Linked DNA regions of Homo sapiens: region 2 is linked to region 1. Evidence: read pairs that join two places in POLR2A ChIA-PET (ENCODE). Cell type or tissue: Panc1. All regions are shown on one strand. Links, peaks and the distances in the headings refer to the core of each region. The heading gives the core; the rest is flanking DNA. Region 1 has its middle 34 kb from the start of IER5. Region 2 holds the start of LINC01732 (long intergenic non-protein coding RNA 1732).

What was found. ChIA-PET counts read pairs that join two places held together with the same protein. Peaks named below come from ENCODE experiments on the same cell type or tissue, not always from the same donor. Only the 100,000 strongest peaks of a DNase experiment are listed, where the experiment ranks them.
Region 2: POLR2A ChIA-PET joins it to region 1 with 8 read pairs; 4 of 35 experiments call an interaction of 5 or more read pairs at or near these places.

The regions. Positions count from the first base shown.
Region 1 is chr1:181,115,209-181,130,207 of GRCh38, forward strand. No RefSeq gene overlaps it. Among named protein-coding and RNA genes, the nearest start is that of IER5, 34 kb to the left of the region's middle. RefSeq lists an enhancer at 13,644-13,743. In Panc1, for the core only: no CTCF peak of the experiment used is centred there; no DNase peak of the experiment used is centred there; H3K27ac peaks cover 2,899 bases.
Region 2 is chr1:181,167,566-181,182,564 of GRCh38, forward strand. It overlaps LINC01732 (long intergenic non-protein coding RNA 1732), which reads left to right and starts at 6,919. Exons shown (of 3, transcript NR_125966.1): 1 at 6,919-7,010; 2 at 7,772-7,901; 3 at 14,324-14,643. RefSeq lists an enhancer at 14,424-14,923. In Panc1, for the core only: no CTCF peak of the experiment used is centred there; no DNase peak of the experiment used is centred there.

The sequences.
Region 1 (14,999 bases), core at 2,860-10,859:
ACCCTACAGCTTGCAACAGGTGCTAGAGGGTCCCACTCACTAACAACTACAACAGAGGCATCCAGAAATGCTGAGCGGACAGTTCTCACCGACATCTCTCCTAACTGGGAGTGGGATTCAACAGAGGTAGAAACGCTCTTCCCCAAAAATGTGGTGAAGCTGGGGAAGAAAGGGGCAGTGAAAAGAGAAAGAGAAATAAGGAAAGAATACGGGAAAAGCTGGGCATGGTGGCTCACGCCTGTAATCACAGCACTTTGGGAGGCCAAGGCAGGCCGATCACTTGAGGTCAGGAGTTCAAGACCAGCCAGGAACCAGTGACTTGCAAGAGGAAACATGTTAGCTCAGCATTAAAATGCAGTGTTGGTTCTGACTTGGTGTCCACATCTTTTCTCTGAAGGGGCCTCTGTGACAGTATTATTTGGTTAGCTAGGTTTTTCTGAGTAACAAGGCTGAATTTTTGGAGGCAAGGAGTATAGTAGAAGGAGCATTGGATAAGGAGTCAGCAAACATGAACTCTTCTACCCACTTTTAACATATCTTTCTCAACTTAATGGGACTTTTTCTGGCCAGTTTCCCAACCTGTGCAGCTAGAGTAATATTATTAACTCCATTTACCTGAAAACAATGCTTTGAGGATAGGATAAGAACCCTGTTGTAAAAACTTTTGGGAAAGTTAAAAGTGTTTAGTATCTAGTCCTACAATACTAGTTTTTGTTGTTGTTGTTTCTTTTTTTGAGACAGGGTCTCCATCTGTTTCCCAGGCCAGAGTGCAGTGACGTGACCATAGCTCACTGCAGACTCGATCTCCCAGACTCAAGCAATCCTCCCACCTCAGCCTCCCAAGTAGCTGGGACTACAGGCACACGCCAATATGCCTGGCTAACTTTAAAACTTTTCATAGAGGCTGGGCGTGGTGGCTCACGCCTGTAATACCAGCACTTGGGGAGGCTGAGATGGGCGGTTCACTTGAGGTCAGGAATTTGAGACCAGCCTAGACAATAGCAAAAGCCTGTGTCTACTGAATATACAAAAGTTAGCTGGGCGTGGTGGCTGGTGCCTGTAATCCTAGCTACTCAGGAGGCTGAGGCACAAGAATCGCTTGAACCCGGGAGGTGGAAGGAGGATGCAGTGAATTGAGATCACACCACTGCACTCCAGCCTGGGCAATAGAGTGAGACTTCATCCTGAAAAACAAAAAAACCAAAATCTTTTTATAGCGACAGTGTCTCATTATGTTGCTCAGGCTGGTCTTGAACTCCTGGGCTCAAGCGATCCGCCTGTCTCAGCCTCCCAAGTGCTGGGATTACAGGCATGAGCCACTGCACCCAGGCGTTTTTTTTTTTTTTTTTTTTTTTTTTTTGACAGGGTCTTGATCTGTCACCCAGGCTAGAATGCAGTGGTATGCTCACAGCTCACTGCACTGGGCTTGACCTCCTGAGCTCAAGTGATCCTCCCACCTCAGCCCCCTATAGCTGGGACTACAGGTCATGCCACCATGCCCAGCTAATTTTTTTGGTATTTTTTGTAGAGATGGGGTGTCGACATGTTGGCTAGGCTGGTCCTGAACTCCTGTGCTCAAGGGATATGCCCACCTCAGCCTCCCAAACTGTGGAGCCAACATGCCCCACCGATTTTTTAAAAATAATCTTCTCTGTGGCCTGAACCCAAAGGGCAATCAGAGTCAAAGGGCAGGTTCATATGTTGGAAATAACAGTTGAGCAAGGACAGGATGTCTGAGCTCTGATTTCAGTTTTGCCACTAACTAGCAGTGTGATTGTACATCAACTGCCTTTCTCTCTGGGCCTTAGTTTCCCCGTCTATAAAATGGGGATGTTAGATTAGATCATGTCTAATGCCACACTAAGATTTAACAGTCTGGAAGTCTATGACTTTAATTAGTTATCATGGTCTTGATTTCTAGGCAGGCTATCATACTCTGGCCTTTGTGTCATGGAGGGAGAGAAGCCAAAGAAAAGAGATGGTGTGCATCAGAATATTGTTGCTAGATCCAGGATGCAGGACATGGGGGATGGAGACTGAAGGCAGAGCTGGAAGGCTGTCATTCTCAGACAATTTTCTGGAAGTCTGGGTGCTTTTTTCACCCATGAAGCTCGGGTTGGCAGCTCATAAACCAGGGAGTTCCCAGGAGAGAGAAGCTAGTGGGCTGGCTTTATAGACTCCTATGCCACCTCTCTCCTTGGCTTCATGACACTGGATATTTGAATTCCAATTGTCCCCTTCTGGAGACCAGCAGGGGTGGAGGGTAGGGAGCTTAACCTTTCAGCTCCACATCTATGCCTTGTCCTTAGCCTGGCCTTGAGAGAGCTGCTCAGAAAGAAGGGCGGTGAGCAGGCCACTGGCTTTAGGAAGGAAAGAGAAAAAGCCCAGCATGCTCTTAGAAGACCAGCATTCCTGCCTCCCCAAGCACTATCTCTGGCTCTCCTGCCACTGGACACCTCTACCCTTAGCCAGGCCAAGGGTGTGTGCCCTGAGCCTCACTCACGTCCTTCCTCCTTAAGGGCCACTCACAGCTTTGGAGAGCAGCTTAAGTGGCAGAACCGGTATCAGAGCACCCCGGGGCTCTGTGAGGCTGTAGCTTCTACTCCTGGGAAAGGCTGGAGGCTATTTCTACTCCCTTAGTCAGCACAGGGCGGGAAGGGTGAGGGCCTGGGAAAGGCCAGTGGTGTGAGCTTCTGCAGTAATTGCTCCTCTGTAAACACAGTAATAGCAGGTCTGGGATTATGGCTGTTACTCCTGATAATTATCAGCTGCAGTGCCTTCCTCCCTAGGTGGGCCACACGAGCTCATCACAGCACAGGGGGCTGTGGAGTAAGCTCCAGATTTCCCAGATCTCTTTCTACAGTTGCTAGGCAACTAGGAGTCTGTGCTGGAAGCAGGGGATCTCATTTAGGAAAATCTCCCTAGGTCCCCCAAATCTCTGAACTCGAAATTGATTGTTCTCCAAGTGGAGGCCTTGAATGACTGACCTCTCACCTGGGAAGGTCAGAGGCCCGTCCAGATGCAAAGGCAGTCCGTCTGGTAACTGAATGAGGGACCCAGCCAGCCCAGGGCACATGGGGAGGAGAGGCTGGTCTGGGAGAAAGCCTTTTGCTGAATCCCATGACTTGTTTAGGGAACGGGGCTGGTTCCTGTGTACTGTGGCTTAGCTGGCTGGGATGAGAAGCAGCTTACAGGTGTCCACCTTGTACTGACCAGAGAAGCCTAAGAGGTGACCCAGAAGAAGAGAAGACTCAGAGGGCTGGAAGGTGAACTTGTGTTATTTGGCTTGGTTTTTTTTTTTTTTGAGATGGAGTTTTGTTCTTGTTGCCCAGGCTGGAATGCAATGGCGCGATCTCGGCTCACTGCAACCTCTGCCTCCCAGGTTCAAGCAATTCTCCTGTCTCAGCCTCCCAAGTTGCTGGCTGGGATTACAGGCATGCACCACCACACCCTGTTTTTTATTTTTAGTAGAGACGGGGTTTCACCGTCTTGGTCAGGCTGGTCTTGAACTCCTGACCTCAGGTGATCCGCCCACCTTGGCCTCCCAAAGTGCTGGGATTACAGGCGTGAGCCACCGTGCCCAGCCAAGCTGGCTTGTTTTTAGTGGAAAGTGCCGTGAGTGTGTTAGGGAACAGGCCCTAGTGTCTTCTGCTCCACTCCAGAGCTCCATGGACCAGTGTGTGAGACCACAGGGGAGGAGAAAGTTCTTGGAGTTGCCTTGATTTATTGATGAAGGGGATGTGACTTGGAGGTTAGTAACCCAAATCGTATCTATTCAAGGACCTAATGCATTGTTTTAGGCATGACTTGGGAATCTACTCCCAAGACACTCGGTCTCTTTGTCATAAGTTCGGGCAGGTGTGGAGTTGGGAAGGAGGAGAAGGAAGCAGCAGGGACTTTGGTCCTGGATCCTGTTCACCATGACCCAGCATGACGTTTTCCTATTGAGTTTTGAGGAGTGCATCTACTCTGCTTACCTGGCAAGAGACTCTAGCTCAGAAGCAGAAACCAAACACACAGGCATGAAAACCCAACAAACCTTCCTTGACCATGTACTCAGATTGGCAGGTGCTAGGGGCTAGGAGGAAAATCAGGACCTGTAGGACCCAGTTCCTGCCCTCAGGGAGCTCACAGTCTACCAGGGAGGTGTCACATGTACTACTGCAATTAGAGGTCATTTTTCTTCCTGGGAATGAGTGTCTCACAGCAGCCAGAGGTTGAGGCTTTGTCTTAAGGTGGAGGTAATAAAAACCTGTTTGTTTTCCCAGAGCAAGACTTGCCTCAGGGCCCCTGCTTGTTTGAGACAGGGCATTCAGTTTGCCTGAGTCAGGCTGGGGAGGTTCTTCTAGTCTTTGGAATCCTGTTGGGCAGGGTGGCTGCAGGGGATCTGGAAGAGGTAAGGCCTGTCCCAGGGGTGGGGGCTGAGGAGGTGGACATGAAGAACTCCCTGGATTAGGACAGTGGCCCAGGAGGGGAAAAGAGATGTTTGGGTGGTAAGAAAAACAGAACGAGAGAGTAGGAGCAGCTGGCCACCCAGCAACCCTGACCACAGTCCTCTCCACCTAGCTGGAACGGCGTGTGATGAAAAGAACCAAGCTGCCCACACACTCGTGGTGACAGCACTTTAACACAGAAATATCCATGATCACAGTCATCTTCAGATTCAACCAATATTCATGGAGTTCCCACCGTGTGCCAGCTAAGAGGCTTGGTGCTTTTCCACAGCTATCTTCTTTAGCCCACATTCTCTCAATAATTCTATGAAGTAGGTGGCTCACTCCTGTAATCCCAGCACTTTGGGAGGGCGAGGCAGGCAGATCACTTGAGGTCAGGAGTTCGAGACCAGCTTGGCCAATGTGGTGAAACCCCATCCATCTGTACCAAAATTACAAAAATTAGTCAGGTGTGGTGGCACATGACTGCACTTCCAGCTACTCAGGAGGCAGAGGCACAAGAATCGCTTGAACCTGGGAGGCGGAGGTTGCAGTGAACCGAGATTGTGCCATTGCACTCTAGCCTGGATGACAGAGTGAGACTCTGGCTCAAAAATAATAATTCTATGAAGTAGGTAGCAGCCTCATTTTACAGATAAGAAAACAGAACTGTGGAGGCCTAAGAGTACACAGTGAATACTCACCAGATTTGGGTTTGAACTCATCCTGCTGGCAGGTTCTATGGGACACCACCTAGATGTCCTTTAAGTATTTATTTATTTATTTATTTATTTATTTATTTATTGAGATGGAGTCTTGCTCTGTCACCCAGGCTGGGGTGCAGTGGCGTGATCTTGGCTCCCTACAATCTCTGCCTCCCGGGTTCAAGCGATTCTCCCACCTCAGCCTCCTGAGTAGCTGGGATTACAGGTACCCGCAATCATGCTCGGCTAATTTTTGTGTGTGTGTATTTTTGTGGAGACGGGGTGAGCCTCAGGTGATCCACCCGCCTCGGCCTTCCAAAGTGCTGGGATTACAGGTGTGAACCACCACGCCCGGCCTCCTTTAAGTATTTCAAATTCATTTTATCTAAAACCAAGTTCACTGCTCTTGACTCCTCCAGGGTTCCCTTGTCTCAGTAAATAGTCTCAGTGCAGCTGCCTGGAATGTGGATGTTTTCCTAGATACTTCCCTTTCTCTTGCTCCTACTCTCTAGGTCTGTTTCTCTTACCACTTAAACATCTCTTTTCCCCTCCTGGGCCACTGTCCTAATCCAGGCTTGAATCATGTATCAGCCTGGTTATCAGAATGGCCTCTAGCCTGGGCTCCCTGCCTGGAGCCTCCCCACCCTCTCCCATCCACATTGCTGCTGCAGGTACCTCTCTGTCAAGATAAATGCAAACCCATTATGTTCGTTGAAGGGCCCTTCTGGACTGGACCCTGATTGTTTGCAGTGCCACATCTCCTATCCAATCTTCCTGCACATTACTGTCCCCCAGGCAGGTGACCTGTGTGTGGTTTCCCGAGTGTGCCACACCTCTTGTCTGCCACATGCTTTGCTCAAGCTGTTCTTTCTCTCTGGCCTCCCTTGTTCTCACCCATCTCTGCTCATCCCCCCAACTTCTATTTGTGTCTTCCAACCTAGCCCCAGTTTCACCCCTTTGTGTTAGCATTTCCAGATGCCCCAGGTGGAGGTATTGCCCCTCGCTTCTGCTACCTGTCCCCAGAACAGACCGTGGGGCTCTGCTGACCAGAATTGGAGTTTTGGATGCTTGGCAACTGTAGTCATTGTTTGACAAATGAACAGCCTTAGAAAATAGTGTTTTAAGTCGAGGAGACACTGCAACATAAAATAAATTTTAGAAAACTATGTATATCTTGTGTAGTTCATTATTCAAAGGAAGAGAGTTAGCATTTGTTGAAGCCTACTACACTCTATGCCGGCCCTTTACATGTGTTATGTCACTTAACCCACAATGCTAGGACTGAGGCACAGAAAGCCTAGATGGCAGACCCACAGTCACTCCGCGGTTATGGGCCACACCTAGGGATCAAGTCCAGGCGAATTATCTGCTCCTTCCCTGCCTCCTCTGGCCTCTCCTATTTACAGGCAGGCTATCCAGTGTGGGGATTCTTTTCTTAGCTATCTGGAGGCCTATCAGGACTGTGACAAGGGAGTAGACAAGGGATAGGGGACCAGGACAAGAGGATCAGTGATGCCCAAGTCCCCACAACTCGATGTGTTTTCTTTTTTCTTTTTGAGACAGAATTTCGCTCTGTTTCCCAGGCTGGAGTGCGGTGGTATGATCTCGGTTCACTGCAACCTCTGCTTCCTGGGTTCAAGCGATTTTCCTGCCTCAGCCTCCTGAGTAGCTGGGACCTCAGGCATGTGCTACCATGCCCAGCTAATATTTGTATTTTTAGTAGAGACAGGGTTTCACCATGTTGGCCAGGCTGGTCTTGAACTCCTGGCCTCAAATGATCCTCTCACCTTGGCCTCCCAAAGTGCTGGGATTACAGACAGGAGCTACTGTGCCTGGTCTTGTGGTGCGTTTTCATCACACCTTACTGTGTCTCTCCAGAGGCACAATTCCTACGGTAGGATTGTCACAAAGTGGCCTGAAGGCTGACAGCATTGTGACTCCACGACCAGGCACATTGGGCCTATGCCCCCGTGGCCCATTTCAGCATGGAGAGAAGCAGAAACAGAGCTGGGCCCCGGGTTTTCCCAGGAGCCTGGAGCAGGGCCCTCCCCTCCCTGTCTCCTTGCTCAGCAGTGTGCTTGGTGCCAGCTGGTGCCCAGCACAGGACTATTGCATGAATGAAGGAATGATTGGGTGCATTCCAGAATGCCATGCTTCTCAGGAAGGAGGAGAAGGGAGTGCTCTCCCTTGTTCTTGGGTGTCTTTCCTAAGGTCAGGAGAATTTCTACCATCATCCAATTCCTAGCGCTCTCTCCATGCTCCCCTCCTTCTCTTCTCCCTTCCTTGGCCCCTTTTCTAGTCTCTTACCTGGGAGATGAACATATTATTTTACTTTTGCTGGCTTTGGGATCCCCTAGAGAATGATCCATTCAACACTTATTCACCAAACACTTATCGGGTGCCTTCTCTGTGCTTGCCAAGTGTGAGGCTCTATAGGTAGAAAAAGAATGAGGAAATGCACCTGACCCCCAGGAGCTCATGCACAGGGGGCAGCCTGACAAGGCAATGGGTTACAATGGCATTTGACTGGAGGTGAGTGCAGTGAGGGACACCAGGAAGACTTGGATGGATGGGACTCAGGGAAGGCATCCTGGAGAAGATGAGAGCTGAGCCGAGGCCTGAGCACTTGCATGACCCTGGGAGTGAGTGCCCCCTTACACTTTGTGTCCTTAGTCCCAGCTCTGGTCCTGAGGATGGGTTGGAGTTGGTGGGGGAAAGGGGAAGACAGTGATGGGGAACAGCTGGGAAGTGCCTTCCAGGTAAGGGAAGCAGCTTGTGGCAGAGGCCTGAAGTGAGCCCCATGGTTCCTTCATGTCCACCCCTCTGGAGGGGGCGCCGTGTGTCTGGGACAGCTGCTAGTTAGTGCCTGTACCTCATCAGTCACACCCAAGAGCCAGACCATTGTCCCCACCCCCCTTGTTACCAGTACTCTTTTTGGGGAGAGAAGGTAGCTCAAGGTGGCAAGGGACTGGCTGTTGTGGGCTCTGACAGCTTCTCAGCCTGTCTACCAGAGTAATAAAATAACTGACACTTAGTGCTCACCGTGAGTCAGGCACTGTTCTGAACAAGCACCTTACATGCATGAACTCACCTAGTTCTATGAGGATGGTGCTATTACTATCATCCCAACTTTACAGATGCAGACACTGAGGCACAGAATGGTGGAGTAACTTGTCCAAGGTCATACAAGCAGAGCCTGGATTCAAACTCAGGCAGTGCAGTCCCAGAGCCCATGCACCTAACCACTATACTGCTTTTCCTAATACTGCTGAAAAACAGGAGAGAGTAAATGCCCTTTGGGCAATTTGTAGTAAGTACTACAGGTGTAAAATGTATGAAAAACTCACATCTTATCTTAAAAACTCACGTTCATTGTGACCGGGCACAGTGGCTCACACCTGTAATTCCCAGCACTTTGGGAGGCTGAGGCAGGAGGATCGCTTGAGCCCAGGAATTCGAGACCAGCCTGGGCAACATGGCAAAACCCCATCTCTACAAAAAAATATAAAAATTTGGGCGTGATGGTGCATGCCTGTAATCCCAGCTACTTGGGAGGCTGAGGTGGAGGATCACCTGAGCCCAGAAGTTGAGGCTGCAGTGAGCTGTGATGGTGCCACTGCACTCCAGCCTGGGCCACAGAGTGAGGCCCTGTCTCAAAAAAAAAAAAAAAAAAAAAAAAAAAAAGTCATGTACGTTTTGCATCTATGGCAAAACAAAATCTCTGTTTAATAAAAATACCTTCCACCAAATAATCAAGTAGAATCGGTGCTTCAGAGAGATGTGGCCCATGTCTTCTGAGGCACTGAGTATCCTCAGACAGTCTGCAGCAGGGAGAGCCCAGCCAAGCACAGCTTTCAGAACAGGAGGGGCTCAGACCAGGCTGCAGGAGGTGGGAAGAAGGGACTTGAGTTTTCACATGGGTGCTAGATTGCTTTCCACCCTACATCTTCTCACCCTATTTATACTAGTGTCTCTCTGAAGTCAGAGTGCATGCTAGGAACATGGACAGAGACTTCCCCATGTGACCATCAGTGTGAAGGACTTCTGTCAATGGACTACTCCCATGTTATGGTCACTGGGCTGCCTTGTTGGTGGCTGCTGTTTCTCCTCCTCCCCTTCCCTGCTTCCCCTTTCCTTCCTCCCCCATCTCTTCCTCCCCTTCTCCTCCTCCTCCTCTTCCTCCCCCTCCTCCTTCGTTGTTCCTCCTCCTCCTTCCTCGTTCCTCTTCCTCCTCCTCCTTCCTCTTCCTCCCTCCTCCTCCTCCTTCTGCTTTGTTTTCTTCTGGAGGAGGCCTCCCTAAGAGTCATGTTAGCCCACACACATGAGATCAGACTCTGGGGAACCTATTCCATTTTAGCTGCAGCATTTAGTTCTTTCCAGTTTTCTAATTCCTCTTTTTTTTTTTTTTTTTTTTAGTTCTAGTGTTTGCTTATGTTGAGCCACTGCAGAAAACCCCCCTTGAGTGGGCTTAAAAAATAACAGCCACCACTACAAAACCCAACATTTTTATTATTTCTTTACCCTCCCAGTTTCCAAATAGTTCCCTCTTTTGGGGCACACATTGACCATCTTTCTTCTGTCCCAGACACGAGGTGCACTGTCGCATGGCTGACTGTGAGGCTCAGTGGGGCCATTTCTGTTGAACATATTGCAGGTGAAACTGCCCCAGCTTTCTTCTCCTCTGATGTCTTTCAGCCCCATCATCTCTGAGGTCTCCTTAGGGAGACCTCCTCATTCATTCATCCAGTGGATAATTATTGAGCACTTACTATTGGCCAGGTGCTGTTCCAGGCACAAGGGTGCCATGGAAAGCATGATAAAATTGTCTTGTGAAGCTTACATTGGTCAATGGAGACAGACAAACACCCAAGATGTAAATAAATTTAAAAGGTTCAGATAGTTATAAATGCTATGAAGAAAATAAAATAAAGTAATATACGGAGCAACAAGAGGAAAGGAGAAGAAACATCAAGTGCCAAGATCCCAGAGTAGGAAAAGACTTCAAGAATGGAAGGGGTATCAGGGACAGCGGGGAGGGGGAAGGGACAGATCACACAGGCCTTATATGCCATGGGGAGGAGTTTGATTTTATTTTTTGTGCAGCAGGGGAGCAACATGATCACTTCATGAGAAGGACCATCCTGGCTGTTGTGGAAAATGGATGGTTGTGACCAAGAGTGAGAACAGGGAGACCAGTTGGGAGGCCATTATAGTCACCCAGGCCTCGGCTGTGGTGGCTTGGAAGGTGCCCCCTTGGATGGGGGCAACAAAGAGGGTGAGAAATAGATTTGAGGTAGATTTATTTTATTTTATTTTTTTGAGATGGAGTCTCACTCTATTGCTCAAGCTGGAGTACAGTGGCGCGATCTCTGCTCACTGCAACCTCTGCCTCCTGGGTTCAAGCCATTCTCCTTTCTCAGCCTCCTGAGTAGCTGGGATTACAGGCGGCGCCACCACACTGGCTAATTTTTGTATTTTTTTTTTTTTTGAGACGGAGTCTCACTCTGTCGCCCAGGCTGGAGTGCAGTGGCGCGATCTCTGCTCACTGCAAGCTCCGCCTCCTAGGTTCATGCCATTCTCCTGCCTCAGCCTCCTGAGTAGCTGGGACTACAGGCACCTGCCACCATGCCCGGCTAATTTTTTGTATTTTTTTTTTTTTTTAGTAAAGATGGGGTTTCACCATGTTAGCCAGGATGGTCTCGATCTCATGACCTTGTGATCCGCCTGCCTTGGCCTCCCAAAGTGCTGGGATTACAGGCGTGAGCCACTGTGCGGCCTAATTTTTGTATTTTTAGTAAAGACAGGGTTTTGCCATGTTGGTCAGGCTGGTCTTGAACTCCTGATCGCTGGTAATCCACCTGCCTTGGCTTCCCAAAGTGCTGGGATTACAGGCATGAGCCACCACGCCTGGCCTGAGGTAGATTTTAGAGGCAGACACAGTGGAGTAGAAAATGCTCTTGTCTGGGACCCAGAAGTCCTGGGATTAAATCCTGAGTTCACCACTCATCAGATGTGGGAGCTTATACAGATGGCCTAATGCTTCAGTCCCCTCATGTATAAAATAAAGATACCGGCACCTACCTCCCAGTTTCTCAAGAAGGGGAGCTGAGGAAGGCAGATGTGCCCAGCATGGTGCCTGTGAAACAGGGCCTCCGCCAAGTTGCTTAGCGAGAATGAGTGTGGGTTTGAGTGTACTCCAGAGAGGTAGCTAGGCACTCCAGGCATTTCCTGGAACTCACTTGTCCTCTGTTAAAAAGGTGGAAAGGAAAGATTGTCACCCAGGCTATTGGGAGTGGGCGCATCTTCCAGGTAACTCAAAGTCAACTCTGAGTAAACAGGTAAGGGTGTATTTGGAAGCCACTCATTGCCTTTTAAATTGGGACATGGGTTTTAGGTGAGGGTTGGGAAATGCCTAGGGCTGGCAGGAGAGAATGGCCTGAGGGGCTCATGGCGGCTGGGCCAGGCAGGAGGGCTTGAACCTGGGGGCGGGCCTGTTGCATCCAGAGGGGCAGCTGGTAGAGGTGGCTCTGGAAATACGGGCTCTGGCAGATGATGGAAGGAAGACTGGGGAACAGTTTGATGGACTGATAGGTTTCCAGAGACTCTCAGCCAGCCTGGATAGTGACCTTTTGCAGGTGGAGCTGGTCAGTTTTGAGGCCTTTCCGTGGAAGTTCTGAAAGCAGAGGTCCCGCCCCTGGAAATCCCCCAGCCTACGCCGGCTTGTTGTTGTCCTGCAGCCCTGTGGGAGCTGCCTGACCCTGGGGCAGGGTGCACGGACTTAGATTAAGGCCAGAACCAAAGGTCAGCTTAACTGGAGTAGTATCCATGGGCTATGCCCCTTTCTTTTTAGCTCTCTGAAGTGTGGATGCTGCAGCATCAGGTTTCTGAAGGGCAGGAAAGGGGAGCTGACGTCAGCAGAGCACCTATGGAGCACCTGGCACTGTGCCAAGCAGCCTAGACTCCTCATGACACATGGGTAAAGCAAACATTATTATCTCCATTTTTTTTTTTAATAGTAGGAAACTGAGGCTCCAAGGGTTGGAAGTAGCTTTTCCCATGTCACGTGACTGGTACTGGGAACTCGAGTCTGCCCTGCTTCACAGCTCTTGTTCCTGCACAAGTGTCTCCGGAGAGGCTGGGGTACATCAGAACCTCCAGAGGAGGGGACTTGGGAGCTTGATGTTTAAAAAAGCAACACAGGCATGTGCAATGGAGAACTGAATTGGAAGCTTCTGCCTGTGGCTTTTTTTTTTTTTTTTTTTTTTTTGAGATGGAGTCTTGTTCTGTCGCCTAGGCTGGAGTGCAGTGGTGGAATCTTGGCTCACTGCAACCTCTGCCTCCCAGGATCAAGCAATTCTCCTTCCTTAGCCTCCTGCGTAGCTGGGATTACAGGCATGTGCCACCACACTCAGCTAATTTTTTTGTATTTTTAGTAGAGACGGGGTTTTACCATGTTGGCCAGGCTGGTCTCAAACTCCTGAACTTATGTGATTTGCCTGCCTTGGCCACCCAAAGTGCTGGGATTACAGGCATGAGCCACCGCGCCTGGCCTGCCTGTGGCTTTATTGAAGGCCTTAGTGGGGACATTGTTAGGTGCCTGCTTTTGCAACACCACCTTAGCAGGACTTACAGAATCTTAACTGGAAAAGAAACTTTAAACTGTATTAACTAGGCCGGGCACCGTGACTCATATCTGTAATCCCAGCATTTTGAGAGGCCAAGGTGGTGGTTGTGGTGGGGCTGGGGGGGTCATTTGAGCTCAGCCTGGGCAACACAGTAAGATCCTGTCTCACTATGGGCAGGGTGGTGCGTGCCTATAGACCTAATCACTTGTGGGGCTGAGGTGGGAGGATCGCTTGAACCCTGGAATAAACTGTGTTAACTGACTTTCCAGCTATGATGCCTGGGGAAGTCATTTAACCTCTCTTAGCCTCAGTTTTCTTGTCTGTACAATAGGGATCAAAATGTTTACCCTGCAGAACTCTTGAAGGATTAGGGATGTTATAGGAAATGACTTAGCATAATGCCTGGCCCAGCTAACCACTGAATGAATGGTAGCTGTTAACATTAACCAATGCGTCATTAAATCTTCTTTTTTGTGAGGGGACTGGGGGATTGTTGGCTCCCCTGTGGTCTGCTCACCCATTGCTGAGGCCCCCTCCTTGGCACAGCCTGTTCCATAGAAAGAGCAGACTGCCAGCCACTCCTCTCCTTCTTCCTGAGGAAGCCCAGTGTCCCCACGGGCCATCGGACCCTTGCCCCTGGCGCTTGAGGCTTGGACACATGGTGACACCCTCTGCTTTTCAGCTGGCAAGCGTGCTCCCTCTCCAGGCTGGCCCCAGGGCAGGCCGGGCAGGGGGAGCTGGCCTCGTACTGGGGATGCTGGTCCTCTGCCCTGCTCCTCTGCCAGCTGGGCGGCTGGGCCCGGCAGCAGCTTGGACTAGCTTGAAGGCCCAGCAGGGGCCTCTGTGGGCGGCAGCCTCCCTGAGCCCCTCTTTTAGCACCGGGCCATCTGGTGCCTCTGTCCCCTTTTGTGTGCCTGCGGGGAGAGGAGGGGAAGTGAAGGGGGAGGAGACAGGAGATCTCTCTGGCCAGCTTTCTTCTGAATTGAGGAGAAGGAGGAGTTTGAGACAGAGGGGAGCAGGGCCTGGGAAAGAGGTGGAGGGGACTCTAGGCTTGGGACTTAGGAGGAAAGGAGGAGGGAGACATGAGAGATGGGGGGGAGAAAGAAAGCCCAGAAGGAACGGACGCTCTAGGATCCTGGGTACGAGAGCTCAAAGGGAGAAGAGAGCAGAGAGAGCAAGCCAGAACCAGAATGCTGTGTGGAGAGGAAAGGGAGTGCTGCAGAAGAGGGAAGAAAAGCACTCAGGAAAGAACGATGTCCAGGAGTTGAAAGGGGTGCAAGACTCTCTCCAAGTACAATGTGTTAAGTTGGTGCCTTATTTCTGTTCTTGGAAAGAGGAAGTGAGAGTGTGTGGGTCGGATGCCCTTCCCTGGTCAGGCTGAGGGTCAAAGGGAGGGGCGGCTGAGACCTGCAGCGTGAATTTCCGCAGAGCAGCCTGGGGCCCAGCCTGGCCCTGCCCAGTGGCCATGCAGGTTGGTTCCCAGTCATGGCAGGCACCAACTGCGGACTCCCTAGGGGTGGGAAGAAAACGTCTCCTACTAATACCCCTTTGATGGGGTTCACCTGGGGAGTAAAAATGCATTACTGAGGGCATTAGAGGCATGACTTTAAAGAATGTCACGTTTGGGATTTTACAGGCTTTGAAGCACCTGTCCCCTGCCGGATGGCAGAACATCCCGTGTCTTCCATCAGGTCCCAATGGCGTGGCATGAATGATGCAGACACAGGAATAACAATAAAAGCATGTGGCTTTGTGCTTCTCTGGTGCCATGTTCATTTGGGCTCACGGTCTGCATTTGGTGTAGTCACAGAGGACACAGAGAATGGGCTATTTTCTCTGCTGAGGACAATACAGACTGGACTTGGGTTGAATGCCTGCCTTTCCCTGGCTCTGTTCCTGGAGCCCGCTCAGAGTTGAGCTCCTCTCCCTGCTGAGTTCTTCCAGGCAGTGGCCCCCTCCCTCTACACTCTGGCCCTGAGGTGTGGTTAGCCCAAAATCTGCCAAGTCATCTGCATAAGGCCTTATCAGGGTCTGTCTTCCAGTCCCATCTGGAAAGTACTGTCCTTGAAGTGGGAAATCTTTGCAAATGAACGCACGACTGAGGCACTGGGAGAGCACACTAGGCATGAGAAAGTTGAGTGTGACTGATTTAGTGCATGTAGGTCCATTTAACATCAACCAAGTGTCAAGATTTTTTTCTTCCACCATTAAGTTCACTTGAAGATCACAGGCTGGCA
Region 2 (14,999 bases), core at 4,699-12,698, 54 kb after region 1:
TTACACTTATAGCACACCTCAGTTCAGACCAGCCTCACTGCAATTGTGGGTAGCCACATGGGACTAGTGGCTACTGCTTTGGACAGCAAAGGTCAAGGGCGGTGGTTTCCAAACTCCGTCCTTGCTCTTGCAATCTCCGGGGAGGGGAGAGGAGCTGAAGTTTAAGTTGATCACCAATGGCCAGTGGCTTTATCAATCATGCCTCATAATGAAGCTTCCATAAAAACCCAAAGAGACAGTGTTCGGAGAACTTCCGGATAGCCGAACACGTGGAGGTTCTTGGAGGGTGGCGTGCTCAGGGAAGGTATGGAAGCTCCATGCTTCTTCCCCCATACCTTGCCCTATGCCTCTCTTTGTTTATATTCTTTGTAATATCCTTCATAATCTGGTAAACATGTTTCCCTGAGTTCTGTAAGCCACTCTGGCAAATTAATCAAACCTAAAGAAATGTGGAAAGCCCAGCTTGAGGATCTGTGACTGGTGTCTGGAGGAAGAGGGAGGCATTCTTGTGGGACTGAGCCCTCAACCTGTGGGATCTGATGCTATCTCCAGGTAGACAGTGTCCGAATTGAATTGGAAGATACCCCTGCAGCTCACGTCTGCTGCTGAATTGATTGCTTGCATGTTGGTGGGGTAAAACCACCGAGTATTTGGTCACAGAAGTCTGTTGTTTTTTGAGACAGAGTCTTGCTCTGTCACCCAGGCTGGAATGCAGTGGTGCAACCTCCGCCTCCTGGATTCAAGCAATTCTCATGCCTCAGTCACCCAAGTTGCTGGGATTACAGGTGTGTACCACCACAGCTGGCTCATTTTTGTATTTTTAATAGAGAAGGGGTTCTTACCATGTTGGCCAGGTTGGTCTCGAACTCCTGGCCTCAAGCTATCTGCTTGGCTTGGCCTCCCAAAGTGCTGGGATTATAAGCTTGAGCCACTGAGCCCGGCCAAAAGTCTTCTGTATTGATGTTGTTGGTGGTGTGAGAGCAGAAGAAACATTGTTCACGTTTGTTCCACTCACCTTGGCTGTTGCCACACACCTTGGAGGATGGCATTGCAATTTTGTGTGCCTCCTTTTAAATGCAGAGCAATGGAAGCTGATAAAATATAAGAAGAGAAAGCCACTGTTTTATGGGGAAGGTCGTTAATATCCTCCCAGGCTTTTAACAGGCCTAAATCTGAGGTGGTACTGGATCAGTTTGTCCCATTTCATGGGGCTGAGGGACAGAGGGGGAAGAATCTTTTTTGGGAGCAGCAGTTTTCCCCTCTGTACTCTGGAAGGAGCATCTTCTTGCAGTTGCTCCAAGTTGCAGACTGGTCTCAGGGTCCTCTCATCTCTAATTGGTGTCCCCCTTGGTTCATCTGTCTGACTGCATGTCCTAGCAAGTCACAGTCCTATCCCAGGCATCAAGGCTGAATTTCAAGGTGTCCTTAAGGTATGTCTTCTGGTCACCCTGTTTATAAATGCAGGCCTTAATTCTCCACTCAGCAGCCTCTACGGCACTCATTAGTAGCTGTGTTTCTTTTTTCAAATATAACCTTTATGGTAGAGTCATAATATGGAAAAGATGCCAGCAGATTGAAATTTTGTAAATCAAATAATTTTGATTGCTCTGGGAGCTCACAATTTAAGGAATCCTGTGGTGAATTCTTTTGTAGACCGAGTAATCAGCCCTCTCTTTGTTTTAAAAATTCAAGTTTTAATATATTATCTTGCCTGAGGGAGATGATTCCACACATATTAAAAATAAAAAAGATGCAAAGAAAAGATCCCATCTTCATGCTCCCCTTCCATATTTAAGTGGCAGTCTGTAATCACAATTATCCGGCTCTCAAGCAATTACACTAAATATTAATGAAAGAACCCTAGTCACACAACTGCGCCCAAGGGAAGCTTCTGCCTGAAAGTCAGGGTTAATGGCCTCACAATCGTTTTAATGGATTTTCAATGAAGTGTGAAGATGACAGGCCAACAAGGGTGAGGTTCCATGACAGAGCACAATTAGCATCTTCCCATTAGTACCTGACCTTGTTTCTATTTTTATTTCTTTACAATCCTGGTGAACTGATTCCCTGAGTATGTATTTATTAGTTTATGTTGAACACAACTCATAAGACCTTTGTTAACTCAGAGTAAGAGCGCCCATCTCCACTGCTTCTGCGGGAGAGGTGTTATAGCTTTGTTCCGTGGGGGGTATTGGTAAAGACCCTCCTGATGATGTTTAGACAGCAAGGCTGATGCCCGCACATTCTAATGACTGACACGCTGCTGCTTTCTACTGGCCCTTTCTAACTCCCTGGCCCCCTTGTGTTCCACCCTTGTGACTCCAACCCCTGAAGAACTCGGCCTGAGACACCCAGCTCCCAGTGCCTGATCCTCTGTTGTTTCTTTGTCCTCTGGAGTAATTGCTAGTGGTTACAAGCTCAGCCCCTGGAATCACATTGATTGGGATGGAATCCTTCCTCTACTAGCTGTGTCTTTTGGCAAGTCACTTGATCGTTTGGTGCCTCAGTTTCCTCAGCTGTAAGATCAGCCTTTAGTGCCTGTGGGCAAGCCAAGGGCCTTCTGTGGAACTCCTCCAGGGTGCCCTGTCTTCCTCCCGCATTTTGAGTCCACGTTCTTAAACCCCAGGAGTTTCCTTGACTCCCCTCTTAGCACTTCTGGGGACTCAGATTTTGCTCCGAATCTCTGGTTCCCTGACTGAGTCCCCTCTTTCAGAAAGGCTGCAGAAACTCTTTTTCCTTGTTTTAAAATTGGTGTTCTAACCTAGGGATTGGCAGACTATGGCCTGCCAACCACATCTAGCCCACAACTTATTGTTATAAATAAAGTTTTATTGGAACAAGCCAGGCTTATTCATTTATGTATTGTCTATGGCTGCTTTCAGGCTGCCACAGCAGAAGTGCGTAGCTGTGACAGAGACAGTGGCTCACAAGTCTAAAATATTACTATCTGGCTTTTTCCAGAAAATGTTTACCAACCCTTTCCTGTGTCCAACCCTTGAAACGTTTACCAACCCTTGAACTGTGTCCCCACAGAAAGATATGTTGAAGTCCTAACCTCCAGTACCTCAGAACGTGACCTTATTTGGAAATAGGGTCTTCACAAAGATAATCAAGTTAAAATAAGTTCATTAGGGTGGGCCTTAATCAATATGAGTAGTGTCCTTATGAAAAGGGGAAATTTAGACACAGAGACAAACGCACACACAGGGAAGATGTTGTGAAGACAACACCCTGTGAAGAGGCAACACCCTGTGAAGAGCGAGGCATCTATGCCTGAGGCTACCAGAAGCCTGTAGGGAGGCCTGGAACAGCTCCTTTCTGAGGGCAACGTGGTCTTAGACTTTAGGCCTCTAGAGCTGTGAGACAATAGATTTCTGTTTTTTTAAGTCACCTGGTATGTGGCAGTTTGTTATGGCAGCCCTAGGAAATGAATGCACTGCCTAACCAATTCTTTTCTTTATTCCTTGTTGTTCTTTTATGTAACACATTTGTATGTTGTGCCAGGTCACTTCAAGGTGGCCCTCATACATGAGGTAATGGTGTCACCACCCAGTGTGTTCATTTTGCCTGCTGCCCAGAAAGAGCTGAAGATCAACACTGGGGAATTGCAATAGAGAAAGAGTTTAATTCACGTAGAGATGGCTAAACAGGAGACCAGAGCTATATTATAACTCAAATCAGCCTCCCCCAAATTTTGGAGGCTAGAGTTTTTCAAGGTTATTTTGGCAGGCAGGGGGAATGGGTGTTGCTGATTGGTTGGGGATGCAATCCTAGGGCTGCGGAAAACAGTCCTTGTGTGTTGAGTCCACCTCTGGGTCGGGGAGCCACAGGCTGGCTGAGTCTTGAGCCACTTGTCCAGGTGGGTAAGTCTGAAAAAGATCTCAAAAGACCAGTCTTAGGTTCTGTGATAGTGCTGTGATCTGCAGAATTAACTGGGGAGGTTGCAAATTTTCTGACCTCTGGAATAATGGCCAGTAATCGTTTATGTCTACACCTCAGCAGCATCTAGTCTCTTCTCATCCTCTTAACCTGGTGGCCTTTCATTCATAGATTTTCATTAGTAAACCACCTTTCATTTCAAAGGCAGTTTAGTTTTGGGGAAGGGCTATTACCATTTAAACTGTAAACTAAATGTCTCCCAAAGGTAGCTTGGCCCATGCCCAGGAATGATGGAGGAAAGTTTGGAGGTTAAAGACAAAATGGGGGTTGGTTAGATCAGATCTCTTTTGCTGTCATAATTTTCTGTTATAATTTTTGCAAAGGCAGTTTCATCAGGGCCACTTGTCAACTCGTTTAACAGGTGACGGAGGCTCAGAGGCTTTGAGGGCCTTGTGCAGGGGCCCCTTGTAGGGCAGCAGTGGGGAGAGAACCAGCAATTCCCGAGGGCCCATTCTGTGCTTTCCTCACATCACTTCGCGGCCCCCACAGCCAGCTGAGGAATTATAGGAAGAATCAGGCAGTTATGACTGGAAAAAGTGTGCTTTCTCTCCTGCCTCACTTCCCTGTCTCTGCGGGCTACTCAGCCACCTGAAGGACTGTCACTGTTGGAACCAGCCTGCACGGGATGTGGAATGTCTAGGGAAGTTGTTTCTTCCAAGGACAATGCTGGCCTCACCAGTGTGTGGCAATAAGAGACAGGATTGCTCTAGAGACTGAAACCACCTTTGCAAAAATCATAACTGAGAAAATTATGACAGTGAAAGATACCAGACATAACTGACCCCATCTTGCTTCTAACCTCTAAACTGTCCTTATTCATTCCTGGGTATAGGCTGAACTAGCTTTGAGAAGGAATTTAGTGTATAGTTTATATAATAGCCCTTCCCAAAAGGCTAAACTGTTCTTGTAAAACAAATGAAAGGCCACCAGCTATGAAGTCAAGATGACAGTGGCTAGAATTCTAACTATTACCAGCCATTATTCCAGAGGTCGTAAGATTTGCAACTTCCCCAGTTACTCTTGAAGGTAACATCACTATTGTGAACCCAAGATCTGCCTTTTGAGATGTCTTTTCAGGTTTTTACATTTCTAACAACTGGATGGCCCCACCTGGACCTGCCAACCAGTTCTGGGGCCCCCACCCAGGAACTGACTCAGCAGAAGAGAACAGCTTTGACTCCCTATGATTTCATCCCCTGGCCAACCAATCAGTACTCCTGATTCACTGGCCCCTGACTCACCAAATTATCCTTAAAAACTCTGATCCCTGAGTTTTCCAGAAGACTGATTTGAGTAATATTAAAACTCTGATCTCCCGCACAGCTGGTTCTGCGTGAATTACTCTTTCTCTGTTGCAATTCCCCTGTCTTGATAAATTGGCTCTGTTTAGGCAGGAGGCAAGGTGAACCCCTTGGGCGGTTAGAGGACCTCTTCTTTGGCCCTGTGGGGTGTGCTGGGGCCTGAGGGGGGACAATGGAAGGGGCCTGGGGGCTGTTCCAGCGTATAAAACCATTGTGAAAGTTGGTGCTTTCCCTGGTTAAGGCTTGGTCTTGGATGCTGTAGGTTCCCCTGACCTCTGGCCCCAGGTGCCCATGCAGTCTAAGGTTCTTGCAGCCATGATCTCTGTTTCTTCCTTGTTCTGCTGTTACAACGATTCTTCCATATCATGGATATTTTGTGAGTTATGACAGTAGTTTGGGGACCACAGGTAGGGACGGTCATCCTGAAAGGGATGATCTCCATTTTATAGAAGAGAAAACTGAGTCTCTGTGGGGGTGAGTCTCACAGCCATCAGGGATGATGGTGGCACTGGGAGTGGCCCTTCTGGCTCTGCAGCTCTTGTGGTCACCCTGGGCTGAGGTGGGGCAGTGTCCATGTGCTTGGCCTCTTTTCCCATCGAACATCATTCAGAATGTGATTCCCATGTGTGGGGTGGGGTGGGGGGAGCGAGAGCCCCAGCATAGACTCCGTGAATGCCCTTCTCCATGCACTGACTATGGAAAGTGCTGGATGCACTGAGTGTCACTAGCTAAGGTAGGGGAGGATGGAGAACTAGAGGGAGAAAAGCCAGGGTGTTTTCTGGGGAAGAGAGGAAGCAGGAGGCAAAAGAACAGAAGAAAAAAGTGTGAAACTGACCTTGAGACATTAACCTATCCCGCTCTCATCCCTGCCTTGTCTCTGTACCCCTCCCCGCAAAGTTGAAGGAGGTGCCACCATCCCGGCCTCAGAGACGCCAGTTCCTGAGACTGCCCAGCCCTGGTTCAGCCTTAGCAAAAAGGTGTAACCAGGGGCTGCAGCTGTCCTGGAACTGTGGGAAAGCCTGGGGTTGGGTGTTGGGGGATCTGAAGCTGGGGTTGAGGAGGAGCTGATAGAAGGACTCTGGGAGGCAAGGTCCCACCTCAGCAGGGTGGGGCAGGTGCCTGGCACGTCATTGTCAAAGGCGTTGGAACCAGAGTGACTCCATCTTGAATAGGGGCTGGGTGAAATGAGGCTGAGAGCTGCTGGGGCAGCATCCCCAGGAGGTTAGGCATTCTCAGTCACAGGATGAGACAGGAGGTCACAAGATGCAGGTCACAAAGACCCCACTGATAAAACAGGATGTGGTAAAGAAGCTGGCCCAAACTTGCCAGAACCAAGATGGTGACAAAAGTGACCTCTGGTTACCCTCACTGCTGATTATATGCTGATTAGAATGCGTTAGCATGCTGAAGACACTCCCATCAGTGCATGACAGTTTACAAATGCCCAGAAGTTACCATGTATGTCTAAAATGGGGAGGAGCTCTCGGTTCCTAGGGAAATCTCTGCCCCATTTCCCAGAAAACTCATGAATAATCCACCTCTTGTTTAGCATATGATCAAGAAATAAAAATAGCCAGTAGCAGCCCTCGGGGCGGTTCTGCCTATGGAGTAGCCACCCTTTTATTCCTTCACTTTTTTTTTTTTTTTGAGACAGTCTCACTCTATTGCCTAGGTTGGAGTGCAGTGGTGTGATCTCGGCTCACTGTGACCTCTGCCTCCTGGGTTTAAGCGATTCTCCTGCCTCAGCCTCCCGAGTAACTGGGACTACAGGTATGAGCCACCATGCCTGGCTAATTTTTGTATTTTTAGTAGAGATGGGTTTTCACCATGTTGGCCAGGCTGGTCTCAAACTCCTGACCTCTGGTGATCCACCTCGGCCTCCCAAAGTGCTGGGATCAGGCGTGAGCTACTGCACCTGGCCTATTCCTTTACTTTTTAAATAAACTTGCTTTCAATTTACTCTGTGAACTTGCCCCAAATTCTTTCTTGTGTGAGCTCCAAGAGCCCTGTCTTAGGGTCTGGATCAGGACTTCTTTCCAGTAACATCCTGACAGTGGTTGGGGAGCAGGGCTGCCCCCTTCCTGCTTGAGGGAGGCTAAATAACAGCCCCCAAATATGTTTATGCCCTAATCCCTGGCACTAGGAGTGTTAACATATATCAAGAGGGACTTTGTCCATGCGGTTAAGGATCTTGAGGTGATTAGCCTGGCTTATCTAAATGGGCCCCAGGTAATCACAAAGGTTCTCATCAGAGGGACCCAGGAGTCAAGAGTCAGAGGAGAAGGCAGGAAGATCCGGGAAGCACAGACTGAAGTGATGCGCTTGCAGAGACTGGAGGGCTGTGCTTTGGAGATGGAGGAGGGGCCAAGGCAGGCCATGGATTGTCTTCCCCACACTTTGGAAGGAACCAGCCCCGCTGATACCTTGATTTTAGCCCCATTAGCCTTATTTTGGACTTCTGACCTCCAGGACTGTAAGAATAATACTGTGTTATTTTAAACCTCTGAGTTTGTGGTGATTTTTTGCGGCAGCTGCAGGAAACAGAAAATGCACTGCCTAGATGGACCCTCTGACTCCCCACCACCCAGGCTGGAGCGGCAGAGGCTGCCAGGAAGAGCCAGAAAACAGGTGAACCCAAGGCCACTCCCTCCCCAGCCTGAGGTAAGCAATTCTGGGAGGTGTGGGGCCGTGTGGGGCCTGCTGAGGCGGTGTGGGGCCTGCTGGACAGCAGCCCTTCCAGGTAGGGTTGGGGTCTTCCCTGTGCCCAAGGCAGGAAGGGATCTAAAGCCCAGCCGCCCCTCCCCTGACCCTCAGGACACTAGCCCCAGTGCAGGGGCCCTCCAGCAGCTGCAGAGCTCCTCTAGCACCTGGTGTGGCACAGCAGCTTCCTTTATCTGATGATAGGTCACTGACCAGCTAATACAGGCCAAGGCTGCTGGGAGGCCAGGAATATGGCCATGAGGAGCACAGCACGATGTTCCCTCTATCACGTGTGCATATTCTAGTGGAGGAAGACTGACAGTAAGTAGGTAAATATATGTACATCAGGTGGTGGCAAGGGCTATGGAAAAAATGAGCAAGAGAGGGGCATAGAAAGTGGTAGGATGGAAGGGAGATAGGGTGGGCAGGGAGGGCCAGATAGAATGCAGTTTGAGCCACTTAGATCTCTGAAGGAAGGAAGAACATTCCAGGGATAGGGACCAGGAGGACACAGGTGCCAGGACAGGAGCATACTGGGCATTTTCAAGGACAGGATGGAACCCAATGTGGCTGGTGTGGAGTGAGAGGTGGGGAAGGGATAGGAGCGGGAATGTGGAGGGAAGATGGCCTGGGGTCCTGTGGGCATTAGCCGGGCTCACAGGGGAGCTCTTGGAGGGTTATGAGCGAGAAGTGAGCTGCTCCGTGCATTCCAAGGATCCCTCTAGGAGACCTGAGATACCTCCTTGCCCTGTTCTGCAGCTGCGCTGGCTGCAAGGTACAGATTTGGCCCTCAGCTAAATTGCAAGGAAGACAGAGGAAGAGAGAGGAAGGTTCCATTCTCCTGTTTCTTGCCCATTTCTCCTCATCAGTGGAACCCTGCCTGTGCATGGTCTTCTTTATTTGCACACAGCTCCCTGCCCTCCCCAATACCTTACCAATGATTTACGCTTTAGTAAAATCAAGGCTATGCATTCCATGACCCCTTCTCCAAAGTGATGAATTATGTCTCCAGAAAAGATATGTTGAAGTCCTAACCCCCAACTACTGCAGAATATGACCTTATTTGGAAATACGGTCATTGTAGATGAATTAGTTAAGATGAAATCACGCTGGAGTAGGATGGGCCCTTAATCCCATATGAATGATGTCCTTTTAAGAAGATAATGTGGGCCGGGTGTGGTGGCTCATGCCTGTAATCCCAGCACTTTGGGAGGCGGGTGGATCACCTGAGGTCAGGAGTTCAAGACCAGCCTGGCCAACATGATGAAACCCCATTTCCACTAAAAATACAAAAATTATCTGAGCGTGGTGATGGGCACCTGTAATCCCAGCTACTCAGGAGGCTGAGGCAAGAGAATCACTTGAACCCAGGAGGCAGAGGTTGCAGTGAGCTGAGATGGCGCCACTGCACTCCAGTCTGGGTGACAGAGTGAAAATCCCTCTCAAAAAAAAAAAAAAAAAAAAAAGCTGATGTGAGATACAAGGGAGGAAGGCCATGTGAATATGGAGGTGGAGGTGGGATTAGGCAGCTGCATGCCAAGAACAAGGCCAAGGATTGCTGGAAACCACTGTGAGCTGGAAGAGGCAGGGAAGGACTCTTCCCCAGAGCCTCCCGAGGGAGCGTGGCCCTGCTGACTCCTGGATTTCAGGCTTCTGGCCTCCAGAATAATGAGAAAATGAATTTCTGTTGCTTTAAGCCACCTGGTTTGTGGTACTTTGTTATGGCAGCCTTGGAAACGAGTCCCAGGGATGTTTCTTAGGGTCTGATTTCTAATCATAAAATTTGAGATTTTATCCCATTCAAAGAAATATCCGAAGTCTTATTAGCCTACTAGTCAGCCTTTACCTGAGGACAAAAGTGCTTTGTTTTGGGGGAATCCTGGGGCTGTATGGGAATTCCAAAGGGCACATTTGGCTCAATGGCCTGGATGTCTTACCTTTGGGAAGCAGGGAGCTGGGAGGAGCCTAGCTGGACCCCTGCCGCTCTGCTGGATGGGTTTGGCTCAGGGTGTGGATATTGGTTAGGTGTGGATACAAAGGCTTGGTCCTTGCTGTGGCAGAGAAGGTTGATAAAGGGGCCTGGGGAAAATTAAATTAGATGCTGAACTTTGCCTTTTATTCATTTGCCTGAAGATTAAGCTGTCCACAGGTTAATCTGCAGGTCCGTTCACAGGCCAGGGACACAAAATGATCAAGACAGAGTCCCCTTCAAACAAACACCACACATGTATGTTCACTGTGGCATCATTCACAATAGCAGAAGGTGCAGACAACCCAAATGTCCCTCAGTGGATGAATGGAGAAACAAAACATGGCACACCCACACAATGGAATGCTCTTCAGCCATAGATGGAATGAAGTACTGCCCCACGCTACAGCATGGACCAACCTCGAAGACATCATGCTGCGTGAAAGAAGTCAGCCAGAAAAGGCCATATACTGTATGATTCCTTTCATGTAATATACCCAGAATAGGCAAAGCCACAGAGACAGAAGGCAGAGTGGTGATTGTCAGGGCTTGGAGGAGGGAGAAATGGGGAGTGGCTGCTTAATGGGTATGGGTTTCCTTTAGGGTGGTGAAAGTGTTCTGGAACTAGGTAGTGGTGATGGTTGTCTAACACTGGGAATGTGCTAAATGTCACTGAATTGTGCAATTGAAAGTGGTAAATTTTATGTAATTTTACTACAATTTTAAAAAAACAACAGAGTGAGAGAAGACAATCAACAGAGAAATAGATATTTAACATATACACTATGAAGACCAAGAAGATGGGCTAAGGAGGCAGAGAGTGATGACGAGGGTGCTATTTTATGGGGTGGTCAAGGCTGGCCTTTCTGAGGAGGATGTGTGGGGAGAGCCAGGCACATGGCTGGGAGGAGACCCTTCCAGGATGTGGAGGAGGAGCAGCAAAGGCCTGGGGCAGAAGTGAGAAGGAGTGCTGGGGAACCAGCAAGAGGCTACCGGGACTGCAGCTGCAGTGGGAGGGGGTGGTGAAGGGATGGGGTGGGGGGGCAGCGGGCAGAAGAGGCCAAGTGCCTGCAACCACTGTCAGGGGTGGGAGCAGAGTAGTGGAGGGAGGGGCGAGTGTGGAAGCAGGAATTCAGCCAGGAGGCCGTTGCAGACAGGGATCTGTTTCTGAAGATCCATCAAGACCGGAGACTAAACACTTGCTTCTTGCTTTGGCTGTGCTGCTATTAATTAGAGCTCTGCAAACGGCCTCTCTCCTGTCCTCAATTCCAGTGCTGCAGAGTCATGATTAAGCAGATCTGTCACTAAGTGAGGATTTTGTTGTGCTTTTTGAATGCAGTGCCTAGGTATGTTCATTTATTTTTCTTTCAAGTTTGTATTGAACGACGTATTATATCTCACATGGTATGTCTCCTGTGCCCCACTGCCTGGGGCTCCCTGTCCCTCTCCACTTGCTTTCTTTTTTCCCATTGCACTTACTTATCACTACCCAACACATTGGACATGCATTTGGCATGCTTGGTTTTATGTGTCAAACTTGGCTAAGCTATAAGATCCAGTTATTTTTTTTTATTTTTTCATTTTTATTTTTGAGATGGAGTCTCGCTTTGTGGCCCAGGCTAGTGTGCAGTGGCGCGATATCGGCTCACTGCAAGCTCTGCCTCCTGGGTTCACGCCATTCTCCTGCCTCAGCCTCCTGAGTAGCTGGGACTACAGGCGCCCGCCACCATGCTTGGCTAATTTTTTTATTTTTTATTTTTTAGTAGAGACGGGGTTTCACTGTGTTAGCCAGGATGGTCTCGATCTCCTGACCTTGTGATCTGCCCGCCTTTGCCTCCCAAAGTGCTGGAATTACAGGTGGGAGCCACCGCGCCCAGGCAAGACCCAGTTATTGAAGCAAACACTAACCTAGTGTTGCTGTGAAGGTATTTTATAGATATGGTAAACAAGATCAGTTGTCTTTAAGTAAAGGAGATTACCCTTGATATCTTGGTGGGCCTCATCTAATCAGTGGAGAGGTTTGAAGAGGAAAACCGACGTTTCCCTATGCAAGAAGAAATTCTGCCCCAAGACTGCAGCATCAGTTCCTGCATGAGTTTCCAGCCTGCTAGCCTGCTCCACAGATCTCAGACTTGCCAGCCTCCACAACTGTATGAGCCAATTCCTGAAATAAATTCCTTTATACATATATGTAATATGTACACATACACACATCTATGTCATCTAGATTTAGAGCTAATCTAGCTCCTCCTGGCTCTGTTTGTCTGGAGAACCCCGACTGATACTGATGTGTTTATTTGCTTATCATCCTCCCTACCCCAGACGGAGGCTCTCTAAGGGGAAGATCTTTTGTCTGTTTCCTTCATGCTGTGTCTGAAGTGACCAGGACAGCAGCCGGCAATAGGACGTGCTCAGTCGATATTGTACAATGGATCTTCATAATTCTTGCTTATTTGTGTGGTTGTTATCTGTCTGAAATTCAAGAAAGAAGGACATGAGAAAAGAAAAGGATGAAAGCACACTGGTCTTATCTGAGGCTGGGGATTTCCCCGTTGGGCCCAGTGTTGTGGATTCTGCAGTTGAGTTGTGTCTGTTTGCAGCTGAAAGAAAGCTGTGGCAGTGAGGAGAGGTTGCAAATTTAGAATCAAGTTCAAGTTCTCCTAGCAACATGCACACCCCCGCTGCTGGCTGGTGTAATCCAAGCACCAAACACGTGCAGCTGGGGCAGTGCGTGTTGCTAGGAGAACAATGACTCTCTTGCTTCCAGAGCTGGTAGGTGACTGCGGTATTACCAGGGGCGCACAAAGTGGGTGTTGCCCTTTGTTTCCCAAGTAATTGTTTTAAAGCAAGGTGAGGAGGAGCCTGGGGAAGGGTAGAATGAGAGAAAGCATGAACCCTGATTTGTGTTTGTTTGTTTAGGAACTAGAGGTTAGTGAAAAGCCTCTTGTTTCAGAATGTGTCCCAAATGGGTTTACAATTAGTGACAGAGTCTGTAGGAGCTTATGAAACAACCAATTCCCCACACTGTTTGGCTCTCAGCATCCACAGACCATCTGGATCAGCTGAGCATGAAGTGTGGGGGCGTGCATTGGGGGTGGGGTCCAGAAACAAAAAAGATCAAGCTGGCATCGGTTGGGGCGGGAGAGGGATTTGGGTTTTCAGATTTCCTTTCGCTTAATTACATTCGCAGGCTGTCCTGATCCTCATTCCCCTTCCCCATTGTTTCTGCCCTGTCAGCGGGGTTGACTGGCTGAAAACAGACCACCCGGGCAGCCAGAAGAACTGTGCCTGTCCCGGCAGCCCTGACTCTGGACAGGTGGTGTGGGGTGGTGTGAGGTGGTTGGGGGACGGGAGAACAGGGAAGCAGGGCCAAGGACAGTAATATCCCTGGCCACTCTTCATATATGTAGTCACCAATGCTCAAAGTCCTCCATGCCCCCACTTCCATCCTGCAAAGGAGGAAGCTGAGCTGCCAAGGAGTGGCAGAGCTGAGAGCAGCACCAGCTCCGTCTCTCCCGAAGACCACCTTCTTTCTCCCATGTCTGCCTGCAGGATTTGATGATGAGACATCGTCTGCTACAGGATTTGCAGGGAAACATGGAGTATCACTTTGGGCCTATTTTCTAAGAGAATGGCCTGAAGAGAATAGATTCAAGTTTTCTCCCAGAAAAGCCTCTGCTTCAGGAGCAGGTAGCAGAAAAAATACAATATGTTCATCAAACAGGTTTGATTCCCCTCCTGGACACATGGAAAGGCTATCTTTTTTTTTTTTTTTTTTTTTTTTTTTTTTTTTTTTAAGACGGAGGCTCGCTCAGCCACTCAGGCTGGAGTACAGTGGCATGATCTCAGCTCACTGCACCCACTGTCTCCTGGGTTCAAGCGATTCTCCCGTCTCAGCCTCCCAGGTAGCTGGGATTATAGGCACCTGCCATCATGCCTGGCTAATTTTTGTATTTTAGTAGAGACAGGGTTTCACCATGTTGGCCAGGCTTGTCTTAAACTCCTGAACTCTGCCCGCCTTGGCCTCCCAAAGTGCTAGGATTACAGGCGTGAGCCACTGCACCCGGCTGGAAAGGCTATCTTTCTGAGCTTCCACTACTGTAAGGTGGAGTCATAGTGTTAGAGTAGGTAGCTAAGCAGACATGAGCAGGACAGGAGAGGACTCCCCACCCCCCCCCCGCCCACAGGAATGTCAGGCAACCATCAGGTGATGGTCAGGCAGTTGTTAACTGTCAGTCTAAAATAATAATAGGGCATAGCTGGCACCAAGGAAAGGAAGACTCCTAATAGAAAACACCTGAAGCTGGTGAGCAGCCGCTTCCTGGTAAGATCTCAGGAGCTGGGCAAGTGGGCTCTAGCCTGGGCACTAAGAGGCAAAATGACAGAGTTTAACCTGTATATGACCTTCCTCTAGGAACACTCTACTGGTAAGGGGAGAAATGCCTCAAATGAGCATGTGCACAACTTCAGTAAACATGCTGTGCATGTGGCCCCTCCCAAGTGCCCGCAGGCCACCACACAAGTGGACAGCCCTGGACAGCCCGCCCCTAGGGAAGAATCAAGGGAGGAGAAACAGAAGCCCTGGAACTGTGCTAGCATATAAAACCCCAAGTCAAGGGCTGAATGGCACACTTGGATCTCTCAAGTCACCTGCTTGGCCCCCTTCCAAGTGTATTTACTTCCATTTGTTCCTGCTCTAAAACTTTTTAATAAACTTTCACTCCTGCTCTAAAACTTGCCTCGGTCTCTCCCTCTGCCTTAAAACTACTTCTGCCCCCGCAGCCGAATTCTTTCCTCTGAGAGGGCAAGAATCAAGTTGCTGCGCACCCCTGCAGATTCACTGCTGCTAACAATGGGGCTGGTTTTCTGGCCTGTGGAACGTGGGCTAAAGGGATGAGCAGCCCTGCCTGGCTCGGTCCTAAAACCTGCCATACCATCCTCCCCCTGTTTTCTTCCCGTCTGCTTGTTGGATGCAGGGGACCCAGGGTGGTACTCCAAGGCCCTGAAAGACAGTGGAGCTACTTGGGAGGAGCCCAGGTCCCGAATGCCTTAGTGGAGCAGAATGTCTGCTACACTCAACTCGTATTGGA